2 separate regions of the Mus musculus genome follow, and region 1 is linked to region 2. The links are chromatin contacts, found by POLR2A ChIA-PET in ENCODE. All regions are on one chromosome and are shown on one strand. The core of a region is the stretch at or near the end of the contact, and the rest is flanking DNA. Distances in the headings are between cores, read along the strand shown.

Region 1 (6,073 bases), core at 770-3,269, 53 kb before region 2:
ACTGGACTTTTGGATCCAGTCCCCTGGCCCCTTGCCCAGTCAGGTCCTGCAGATGAAAGAAGAGTCCCTCTCTAGGAGTGGACTCAGCCCCTTCGTGAGTGACTGAGCCCTACCCTCCTGTGGGTCCTTGGGCAGCTAGCAGACTGTTCTCATCCCTAAGGAATGTGATTTGTGAGCTTGGCCACTTCCTTCTGTCCTCAGAGGCTGGAGCTCCCTGCAGCCATGGATGGCTGTGGGTTGGGTTTGAATCTGAGCCAGGAAGCTTGGCAGGGAAGGGCCAGGATGGTGTTTTGGGGGAGTCAGAGTATAGTTCCCTCCCTTGCATCTTCAATCCAAAGAAGAATCTGGGGTCAAGGGAGGCAGGGTCACCCCAAAGCGTATATTTCCTTAAATCCTTGGATCTCCCTCTTTGCAGCCATGGCTTTCAGAAAAGCAGGAATCAAACTCAGTAGACCTCCAGCCCCTCCTGGTCCAGAAGAGCTGGGGTCGGGGCTGGCAGTAGTGGTGACCATCTGAAGACAAGCAGATTGTCAAGAGGGAGGCAGGCAGATAGGTCAAGTGATGGCCTTTGCTTTTTTCCAGCCAGGTTCAGGATTGCCATGCCTGCAAGAGGGCTAAGGAAACTCTAAATTCTGCAAGAGCGGAGCTTGTGCTATGCCCGCAGACCCTGGTGACTCAGCCTGGGAATCCCGATGCCAGGGCCTGCCCCAGAGATGAGAGTGCCTGGCTGCCATGGCAGCAGTTGAGGGGGCCCCAGAGAGAATGTTTTATTGTACCCCCTTTCGTGGTGAGGCAGCTTTGTTTTTTATTTTTTTTCAGATTTAATTTTTAAGATCATTTTTATATGTATATGTATTTTCTTGCTCCTCTCCTGCCCCCTCTTGCACGTGTGTGTGTGTGTGTATGTAACATACTCAAACATGTGTGTGTACAGTGCTCAAAAAGAGACCAGAGGAGAGTGCCTGATTATCTGCAGCTGGAGTTTCAGGCTGTGTGCAGGGATCCTAACCTGGAGTCTCTACAAGGGCAAGTGTCATTACCACTGAGCCAGTATTTCTGAGTTAAAGAACCAACTGACCCTAGCTCATAAAACAGGCCTGGGAGCAGGCCTAAAAGTGTCTGTGCTGGGTTTCACTAGGGGGCATATTTGTGTATGTGTGTGTGGGGGAACAGGACAAGAGGAAGGTGCATCCTGCTTGCTACTGTATCCCCAAGGGCCAGCATAAAGCAGGTACCCTATGGGAAGTAGTGAAAGATGGATTGGAGGGAGGGTGGATAGGAGGATAGGGTAGGGGATGTATAAATGGGTGGGTAGGAGGGATAAATGAAGAGAAAGATGGATAGAGTGGAGGCTAGACTGATAGGCAGGCGGATGAGTAGGAGGAGAGACAGGTAGATGGATGGGACAGTGGATGAGGAGATGGGTGGATAGATGGTGGGTGGATGGATAAATGGATCACTGCGAGGGCAGGGAGATGGTGAACTCAGCAGGTCTTAGCAGTATGTACATGTTCCCTGAGATAATCTTAACAATAAAATAATTTCTACAAAAAACGTACGCTGCCCCGGTAGTAGGGAATGAAGAGTGAGGCTTCTCTGCGTGGCACTGGGGTTGTTTCTGCTCTGCTCTGTTGTTCCAGCGGGACCTCTGCTCCCTTTCCCATCACCTCCCCCCAGACCCCCTTTCACCCCTCCCAACTCCCACCCCCACCCCCTCGTCAAGGTAAAAGAACAGAAGACAAGGGCTTTTAGGTTCATGCTAAGTGGCTCTCTTCCTTCCCTGGAAGGACTGGCTGAAGGGAGGACTAATTAAGACCGACGTGCGAGATTCCAGTCCTTTTTCGAGATTCCAGTCTTTCTCCACCCCAGTGTTAAGATTCAGACCAGACGGGTGTGGGCGGCAGCCTCTGTTTACTGGGAAGAAAATAACAAGCCCCCTACGGGGAGCAGTTCTGTGTTTAATCCCTCGCCCCGCCGTCGCTGGGGCTCCAGGTGCCGTTCTCACTTCCCCTAGGAAGCTCACAGCTTTCAGATCACTGGACTCCAAGGGTCATCAGAAGGCTACTAGTGGAGATGCTTCCTCCCCAGGAATTCACCCCCTCCACCTGCTGCTACCCAGGACACAGGGACAGGCCGGCTCCAGCTCTAAAACCTCCTACCCATTTTCTCTAAGACCCACAGAAGGAACTCCCACTCTACCTTCCGAGCCTGAGCCTGAACTCTCCCCACGATCCCATATGCTGCTTGCTTGTGTGTGTGTGCGCGCGCGCGTGTTTACAAATCTAATACACTACCAAAACAAAAAACACCTGTCTGGCAGCAGGCAAGAGGTTGTCAGAGGCCCCCACACCCACCCTGCCTGGAGAGTCAGGAAGAAAGACTTGCTGGCTTCCCGCTGGATGAGTGACAGGCCACAGTGAGGATCATTTTGTCAGCCAACCAGCACACAGTGCTGCACAGGGAGTGTCCTGGAGGACTGGGCTCTATCAGTGAAGCCAGAATGAACTATGGCATGCTGGGAGAAGAAGCTGTGAGCCAGGGGGGACCTGTAGTGACTCGTCTGTCATTCTCAGGAAGCAAAACCCATGCCTTAAGATTCCACAGGAATAGAATAGAGTGCCTTGGACAGCCGTGTGTGAGCCGGGGTGCCAGTCAGTGACTTAGGCAGCTTCTTGTAGAGCGGGGACTCCAGTCTGAAGACTTAATGCGTCTGATTGACCGTGGGTTATGTTGTTCAGTAAGACAGCCATCACTAGCCTATATAGAAAGTCTGTAAGGGTAGAGGGAACTTGGTTACCTCCCACAGAAGGTCCAAGTGTACTCCGCTTACATGTATGTGTCATACCTGGAGTGTGAGGCCAAGAGACAGATGCCGAAGGGGTGGGGACAGGGTGCCTCAGCCAGTGTTCACAGATGGCTCCTCTGAGGAAGTATCAGTCTAACCAGGCTTGAAGCATGAGGCAAAGTCCACAGACCAAGGGATAAAAGAGGCCTTCGTTGGGGGAGGACAGCAGAGAAAGGCCTGGAATTTAGGCCTTTTCCCACATGGCTTGTCCTGGCTGCCTCAGAAACGCTCCAAGGCTGCAGAGGAGGATTGCCCACCAGACCTCCAGGGAGAGGCAATCTGGGAATCAGCATTTTTAAGGAAGCAGGGACCAGCTCTACATCTGTGTGTGCCTGAAAGTTAGTGCCTCCTTAAAAGTTTGTTGTGACTGCCTCACCCTAGTCCAAGACCCTGCTGCACCCTAGAGGTGGGGAGGGTAGCAGCAGACGCTTCTAAGGGACCCTCCGTGGAGGATCAGGGGTGTGACTCTGGTTTGTTTTGTTTTGACTTTTTTATTAAAACAAACAAAAAACCAATCACATTCACAGATTTATGTGAGGATGAGAGAAGGTACCCACCACCCTGTATGTGTGTGTCAGTTGGAGGACAACTTAGCAGAGTGAGGCTCTCCTTCCACCATGAGGGGCCAGAGTTCAAACTCAGGTAGGCAGCTGGCAGACGCGCTTTAATCTTCTGACCATCTCATGAGCCCCTGTAAGTCAGGGTTTGCCAATCCTGGGTATCTTGATCAGAACCAGAAGACAGGAATTTGAGTGTGGTTGGGAGGCAGCAGAGGCAGGAATGAAGCCTTTGGGCCTTCCCCAGGCCTTCTCTCGTTCTGGGACATGGTTTAGAGAGTAGAGCAAGAGGTCAAAAGGCCTCAGCTTGCCCCAGAAATGCCCTAGTAATTGGTGATCGCAGCTCGAGGCTAATGTGATACCCGAAGATTGCTCGGTCTCGTCCTTTGCACTCTGGCTCTGTGGGTATGGCAGAGGAAAGGGAGAAGATGGTGGCCTGTGCTGCTGGGTGGGGCTTGTCAATTGGTCCACAGTCCCTCTGTTGTCCAGCAGAACTGCAGTGCCCTCCTGCCTTAGATCCCCCTGAACTTCAGCCCCTGTGGCTGCAGCTCCCCCTATTGGCAAGTTTCTTTTTTTTGTTTTTTGTTTTTTGTTTTTTTTCGAGACAGGGTTTCTCTGTATAGCCCTGGCTGTCCTGGAGCTCACTTTGTAGACCAGGCTGGCCTCGAACTCAGAAATCCGCCTGCCTCTGCCTCCCGAGTGCTGGGATTAAAGGCATGTGCCACCACGCCCAGCTATTGGCAAGTTTCAAGAACTACAGTTCCCTTTTGGGGGGGGGGGGGAAGCAGGTCTAAGGGTCCAGGGAAGAGATAAATATATGGGGCTAATGCTGCCAAGCTGGCGCGAAGGGCAGGCATGGCAGGTGGACTTTGGCTAAAGCAGATAGGCTTGTGCCTCCTGGTAAACAGCATCTACTTCCTGCTCAATGGCCTTTGAACAGATGCCAGAAAGGCCAGGACCCAGGCAAAGGTGGAGATGGGGTTTTCTAAGGTAACTGCTAAGGGACAACAGTTCACATGGAGGTCCCCACCCTTTTATTGTCCACACGACCCAAAGAAAATATTCATGAGAGGCTGAGCCCTAGTCTCTGTCCGTGGGTGCAAGCACACCCATAGTTCCCCTGAGCTAGACCCGGGATTCACAGGCTTCATACCGAGCTGGAGAGCTAGGCCTATGGAGGGCCTTTCCCTCCAGCACTATAAAGAGAATAATACCAGGGAGTGGAGGCACGCACCTTTAATCCTAGCACTGAAAGGCAGAGGCAGGCAGATCTCTGTGAGTTTGAAGTCAGCCTGGTCTACAGAATGAGTTCCAGGACAGCCAGGGCTACACAGAGAAATCCTGTCTTGAAAAACCAAAAGGAAGAAGAAGAGGAAGAGGAGGAGGAAGAGGAGGGGAAAGCTTTGGAGAACATTTTAAAGATTTATTTATATTATTTATATGAGCACATCACAGCTGTCTTCAGACACACCAGAAGAGGGCATCAGATCCCATTACAGATGGTTGTGAGCCACCATGTGGATGCTAGGAATTGAACTCAGGACCTTTGGAAAAGCAGTCAGTGCTCTTAACCACTGAGCCATCTGTCCAGCCCCTGGAGAGCATTAAAGTCAGTTGGAACTAAATATTGAGTTGGAGGCTGGACTGAAATATATGAGACCCTATCTCAAAACAAACAAACATCTGGGACTTTGCCTATAAGGACTGAAGCCACCCCTGGCTCTTAGGAGTACAGGCCAGGGCTTCTCCCAAGGAAACTTCTGTCACTAGCCTTGGCAGTGTGAAGGGGACTATTGTATTTAGGACTCGGAGTAGACCTTGGCAAACAGCTCCCAATCCTTCATAGGGCATCGAATGCTCTACACAGCAGAGTCTCAGAACTCTCAGCCACAAGGCTCTCAGTCATCTAGGACAAACCTGCAGGAGGAAAGGACAGTCTCCAGGAAGACAGCAACCTGGTGCCTGGCTGCTGGAACTGCTCAGGTATACGTGGACCCTCATTCTGCCTTCAGGCCTGGTGCATCCCCTGAGAAGACAGAAGCCATTAGTGCCAGGAGCTGTGTCACCAGTGTGAGGAGGCAGAGCCATCACACTGGGACTTAACGGGGAGGGGAAATCAGCTCACAGATACCAAAAAGATGTGATGCTCAGAGAGCCATGTGGCCTCAGAAGGCTCAGATTTCTTTTAACAAACAGGTCTGGGGAAGTGGCTGTGGTTTCACAAGCCTGTCATCCTAGCCCTTGGAAAAGGAAGCCGGAAGCTTGGGAGTTCTGGACCAGCCTGAGCTTCCTGAGACCCTGTCTCCCCAAACCAAAAGAGAGTTGGGAAGATAGCTCATTGAGTAATGTGCCTGTTGCACAAGCAGAAGGACTGGGTTCTGGTTCCCGGCACCCATTAAAAGGGCTGTACATGCCTGTGTCCTGGTGTTGGGAAACCAGGCTGTGTGGAAACTGGGGATGCACAGGTCAGCCAGTCTAGCCGATCTGTGAGCTTTGGGTTCAGTGAGATGCACTATCTCTAAACAAATAAATAAGATGGAAGCCGGGTGTGGTGGCGCACGCCTTTAATCCCAGCACTCGGGAGGCAGAGGCAGGTGGATTTCTGAGTTCGAGGCCAGCCTGGTCTACTAAGTGAGTTCCAGGACAGCCAGGGCTACACAGAGAAACCCTG
Region 2 (6,409 bases), core at 2,725-5,224:
TAACTGCTGGTAAACCCAAGTAGCAGTGTGTGTACTTAGCTCACTGTGAACAAGAATTAAAAAGAGCTCTATGATGGATAAGGTGATAGGAATCGTGCATCATAGCTTTTGTGCATCATAGCATAGATTAACTTTGAATGTCAAAACAGCCACGTAAAAATTTTAAGTAGAATTTCTAAAATAATGGGAACATTTTTTTCTAACTCAGGTACTAAAAGAATAAAAACGTTCAATCAATCTAGGAAAAAAAAACCCTAGAAAGAGTGAAAAAAAAAAAAAAAAACCAAACACACACACACACACACACACACACACACACACACATACATGAACAATATGAGATAGGAAATTCCAAATTGACCAGACAAGTTAACTAACTCACCTATTAAAAAGACTCATAGCTAATCCCAGCACTTGGGAGGCTGAGGCAGGAAGATTTCTGAGTTCGAGGCCAGCCTCGTCTACAGAGTGAGTTCTAGGACAGCCAGGACTGCACAGAGAAAAACAAACAAATGAACAAACAAACAAAAAAGACACATAGCATAAAACTGTATCAAAGATATTTGCCATCTGTTTTCAAAAGATACTCAACATAAATGACAAAGAAAACAGAACGAAGACTAGCCAAGAGTTAGCTCAGTTACCAGACTGTGTTAATGGAGACAAGCGATCAGAAAGCATTAGAAAGATGCATAGGTTCCTGTGGACATAAGATAGCATCTCGTGGCAGCTTAGCTTTTCATCACATTAATTTTGGTTCAGGTAAAACCAAACGTTTTCCAGAAGTACTTTACCGAGAATTGGGGACTTGGCTGATTGGAACTTTGAGCCATAATTTTTTCTTTTTTGGTCATTTTGACTAGAAAACCTTTACTATTACAAGGTAGAATTGTGTGTGTGTGTGACAGAATGTAACTACCATGACATATCCATTATTTTTTTTCAGTTAACTATTTTGTTCTGAACTGTTTTTTTTCAAAACGTGTGCTTTGTGCATACTTACGAGAGGTTCACATGCTGTTTTCCCAGAGTATCAGAGTGGTCCAGAATTCAGTTCCTAGCATCCACATCAGGGACCCAACACACTCTTTAGCTCCCAACATGTGCACATAACCACACACATACATATAAGTTCATATTTTTAAATACCATGCTACTAATATTCACATATGAATCTCAAAATTCTCCTCCTCCTTCTCCGCCTTCTTTAAGATTTATTACATATTTATTATACGTAAGTACACTGTTGCTGTCTTCAGACACTCCAGAAGAGAGCGTCAGATCTCCTTACGGATGTTTGTGAGCCATCATGTGGTTGCTGGGATCTGAACTCAGGACCTTCAGAAGAACAGTCAGTGCTCTTAACCACTGAGCCATCTCTCCAGCCCTCAAAATTCTTCTTAAATTAAAAGCATTATCATTATAGAAATATTGTTTAATAAGCATTTTTGTCTCCTGATTTCAAGGTTTACATTCAGAATTTCCTGAGTCCCTCAAATTCCCTTCACTTTTTGTTTTTTGAGACAAGGTCTCATTGTAGCTGTGGCTAACTTGGAATGTCTTACACGCGTTCTCGACCGGCCAGGAAAGACGCAGCAAACCAGAATCTTCTGCGGCAAAACTTTATTGCTTACATCTTCAGGAGCAAGAGTGCAAGAGAGCAAGAGCTCTATTGCTTACATCTTTAGGAGCCAGAGCGCAAGAGCGCTAGAGTGCAAAGGGCAAAAGCAAGAGCCAGAGCAAGAGTGCAAAAACGCAAGAGTGCAAGAGAGCAAGAAAAAGAACAAGAACAAGAAAGCAAAAGAGCAAGAAAAAGAACAAGAAAAAGAACAAGAGCAAGAGAGAGAAAATGGCAAAACCCCGTCCCTTTTAAGGAGAATTATCCTCCGCCTAGGACGTATTACTCCCTGATTGGCTGCAGCCCATCGGCCCAGTTGTCATCACGAGAAAGGCAGAACACATGGCGGGAAAACTGCCCCTGCACGTGTGCAGATTATGTTTACCACTTAGAACACAGCTGTCAGCGCCATCTTGTAACGGCGAATGTGAGGGCGGCTCCCCACAGGAATGTGCAATGATCCTCCTGCCTCAGCTTCCCTAGAACAGGGATTACAGGCTTGTCTCACCAGGTCTGTCTGGCTTCTTCTTTTTCTTGAAAAAAAAAAAATTAAAGCATGAAGCCAAGTGTGGTGGCTCACACCTTTGATCCCAGCACTTGAGAGTCAGAGGTAGGTGGCTCTCTCAGTTTGAAGCCAGCTTGGTCTACATAATGAGTTCCTGGCTGCCAAGATTACACGTCACAAAATGACAATGGAAAAATTAAAATGTAATTATATCATTTCCCCCTTCCCTTTTCTCCCTTCAGCCCTCTCATGTTCTGTCTCCCCTTTACTCTCTCTCAAATTCATGGCCTCTTTGTTATTTTACACACACACAAACAACCTACCGAGCCAGTTAGTGTTACTTGTACACATATGATTTCAGGGCTAACCACTTGGTATTGGATAACCAACTCCTCCCCAGAAAAGACCACCTCTTCTCTTCTCAGCAGTTAATTCCATTGTAGTTCTCTATGGGCTCCCTTTCCATGTCAGCATGTCTACTGATGCTGTCCTTGTTCAGGTCTTGTTTAGGCAGCCATATTGCTATGGTATCATGTGTGAAATTTTCTGTCATTTCTAGGAGACACAATCTCACAGGTTTCCTGGACCTCTGGTTCTTACAATCTCTTCACCCCCTCTTCTGACATGTTCTGTGAGCCTAGGTCCAAGAGTTGTGCTGTTGATCTATGAATCAGGGCTGGGCACGCCAGGCCAGCCTTTTATTTTTGTATGAGACAGGGTCTCACTCTTAGTCCACACTTAACAGTGAAAGGCATCCTCCTGCCTCAGTCACTCACCTGAGTGCAGGAATTACAGGTTTGAGCCTCCATAGCCAGCCCCTTTCTACCTAATTCCTACCTTGTGACCTTGTTGACAGGAGCGGACTTTCTTCCTACTTATAAGAACCCTGTCTTGGAACAGCATCTGGTTTTGGGTCCACAAACTTTTGGTCTTAAACTCCTTTTGCACTTTTAAATACTGCTGAGGGTGGAGGCATTGTATATGTTACTAATAGTTCAGTGGCAAAACTTTAAAAAAAGCCTACACACACATATATACTTTGTGTATTGCCTGCATGTATTACAGCATGTCTATGCCTGGAACTCAGGGAGGTCAGAAGAGGGTGTTAGATCCCCTGGAACTGGAATTACAGATGGTTGGGGCCACCATGTGGGTGCTGGGAATTGAACCCCGACAATCTGCAAGAGCAAGTGCTCTTAACCACTGAGCCACCTCTCCAGCTCACAAAACCATTAGCTCTGCAAGGATCTCAACACAAGCCTATGTAAGCATTAACTAGCAACATTTACAGCTTAGTAGAAATGAAAACTGATTTATTCTAAAGGAAAAATATATACAAGAGTGCAGTCTATTGTAATGGCAGCACCACAGTCACGTGATCAAGAGAAACTACTCGCCACTATAAAGTGAAAAACCAAAAAAAAAAAAAAAAATAATAATAATAATAAAAAGTGACAGTGAAAAACGCTGTTAAACAGTACTGTCCGTACAGTAGATGTCATTAACAAACCACTAACTGGGGTCTCCGACTGCACCCCAGCCTACCCATGCGGTCCAGGGATCCAAATGTGGACGTAAAGTATGGTCTTCGCTACTTAAGATGGGCTAGGAGGCTCTGTAATAGCGACGCTTGGAAGACTGAGGCAGGAGAATCGCAAGTTCGAGCCTACAGAGCTAGACCCGATCTCAAAACGTCAAAGCAAACAGTGATAGGTGGCAGCTGCCTCCCTGCCCAACTTCTAAAAGACAACAGCTACTCGTCCTGCTCGTGTTGCTTAGGACTCCCACTTCCCGGCATGCCCCGGGCGTGCGAGAGGCGTGGACAAGTACGCGCCCGCCCCCACGTGACCCCAGGTCGTGCGAGGCGGGAATGTGCGAGCTTACGGTTGCTGGCTCGCTTGGCTTTTCTGGGCTGTGCAGACCCTAACCGGCCCGCGCCCTCCCGGGAAACCGAAGCCCGCGGGGCCGGAAGTGCTCTCGCCACCGGAGCTCCTGCTCGCAGCGCGTGTTCGGAACTTTTGGGTCCTCTCGCGGCGTTCCTTCCCGGCTTGCCCAGCTTCCGCCTTGAGGTTAAAACTCGCCCCTGGCACTGAGTAAAGGAACGTGGTGCAAACATGTCCCGGATCGAAAAGATGAGCATTCTGGGCGTGCGAAGTTTTGGGATAGAGGATAAAGATAAGCAGATTATCTCTTTCTTCAGCCCCCTCACAATTTTGGTTGGACCCAATGGGGCGGGGAAGACGGTAAGTCCTGAGGCGAGGGCCCCAGAAGGTGTTTAGGGCGTCGCCCTGCGCGCTGCGTGGGCCTCGGGGACCTCAGAGCCGGTCCGGCCCAGCAACTCGGAGTGTCGGAAGCCCACGCGTGCGCTCCGCTCTGGCATCTCGTTCCCGGGGAAGGCCGGCTGCGCCCCTGCTTCCCAGCCCCGCCCCCTAGTTCCGGAAGCGTAGCAGACTCTCGCCACCTACCTGTGCCCAACTGGGACCTCCCAAAAGCCCCTCCAAAAAGCTTTTTTTTTAAATATGAGAGATAGGTAACCTAGAGTTGCAAAACATGTCTACTGGTAAAACATAACGATGGAAAAAAAAAGACTTATTGTGGACATGAAGCTGATAGAGTAGCCCTAACGCTGGAAAATTATTTTATTACTTCTGAAGATTTGGGCAATGCGTTGTGACACACTCGTTTAATCCTAGATTGGCAGAGACATGCCCATTTCTATGAGTTTGAGGCCAGTTTGATCTACACAATAAGTTGCAAGATAGCCAGAAATACCAACTTGGATGTTGAATGTCAGGAGGTGGACTTTTATGTGGAAATGTTACTTGACATTGTACCAGGTCTGTTCTTAGCCTTGATCTCCTGGAAGGAAGACATAATAAAGCGCTTATAATCACTAGCTACATGTATACATATTTTTTGCTATTATTTAATTTATTTATTTTGGACACAGCATCCCACATAGCTTAGGCTGACCTGATCTTCTTGTCCACCAAATGCTAGAATTGTAGATACACACCTCCACACCTGGCTGTGAATGAATATTTGTCATAAACTACTGTGGTTCTCATCACTAAATAACACACAACTTGCTCTTTTTTTAGACCATCATTGAATGTCTAAAGTATATTTGTACTGGAGATTTCCCTCCTGGAACCAAAGGAAATACATTTGTTCATGATCCCAAGGTAATGGTGTCTGTAAAGTTTTGTATTTTAAGAATTAAATTTTTATAATTCTAAAAGTAGTGGTTGCTTATTGTAGAGGACCTTAGAGTGGAAAGTATGCAGAGAAGATGGTCACCTGCAGTGGACGCACCCAGTGATAACCATTGTTGGCATTTTTATTTTCCTATGTACTGTTTAACCCAGCAGAGATCATAGTCCTATCTAATGGTACATTTCGGGGTTTTCCCCCCAGAGCACTGTCATACAGTGTGAAGTTATTAAAGCACAATAGGGCTGACAAGAGCAGGTAAACACATTTGCTGGTCACGCCAGGGTCAAACTTAAGAAGGGTGAGGGGAGAATTGACTCCACAATGAGTTCTCTGACCTTGTGTCATGCACAGACATTCGCGTGTACATACACACATACACACACACACACACACACACACACACACCTCTAATAATAATAACAAATAATAAAAGGAAGTTTTGAAGAAGAAAGCAAAACCACTATAATGATTTCTTAATCTTGGTGTATGGGATGTTTCAATCTTTAGACTTTTTTTTTTTTAATTTAGCTGGAGTCTTTTAGTTGAAATTTGTGATGCTATATAAAATCATTAATAGTTGCAGTATTATTTGCAGTTAGATTGCTTTTAGTTTTTCACCATAGTCTACCGTGATGTAAATCTTTGGAATGCCTTGTTTGGATTGTGATGTTTTACATATAAATATGTTTTGCATATCTATATGCAACAAGAATGTGAATTTATGTAGTGCCGCAGAATCCCATTAAGGTAAGTGTTTATTGTTAAATTCTTTCTGTGCTTGTAAAACCATGTCTTTGTGTATCTATAATTACACTTTCACATTTATATTTTAGTGTATCAGAATTTTGTTTATTATACAAATTAAGTAGGTGGTGTGCTGTGCATCTGTTAATGCATATACACACTTGCTGGTTTTAGTTTCTGTTAATGCTTCGTTGAGTTCATGTCCTGCAGGGTTGTTGTTACTTGCTTTAATACAAAGTCTGACTGTATAGTCCTGGCTGACCTGAGACTATGTGAACCAGGCTGACCCTGAATGAACAGAGATTGACTTGCATCTGCCTCCAGCC

Evidence for each region. ChIA-PET counts read pairs that join two places held with the same protein, here RNA polymerase II (POLR2A).
Region 1: POLR2A ChIA-PET joins it to region 2 with 22 read pairs in Patski. The contact joins the enhancer-like site here to the promoter of Rad50 in region 2. POLR2A ChIA-PET finds 5 or more read pairs at or near these places in 3 of 5 experiments (Patski and embryonic stem cell).

What each region holds. Positions count from the first base shown.
Region 1 is chr11:53,756,069-53,762,141 of GRCm38, reverse strand. No RefSeq gene overlaps it. Among named protein-coding and RNA genes, the nearest start is that of Mir7671, 4.5 kb to the left of the region's middle. Within about 2 kb of position 2,019, at least 2 of the 3 ENCODE cell types and tissues checked have a DNase peak (open chromatin) inside an H3K27ac peak, as active enhancers do.
Region 2 is chr11:53,704,884-53,711,292 of GRCm38, reverse strand. Rad50 (RAD50 double strand break repair protein) reads left to right here and starts at 3,974. Exons shown (of 25, transcript NM_009012.2): 1 at 3,974-4,366; 2 at 5,225-5,308. The coding sequence starts at 4,238.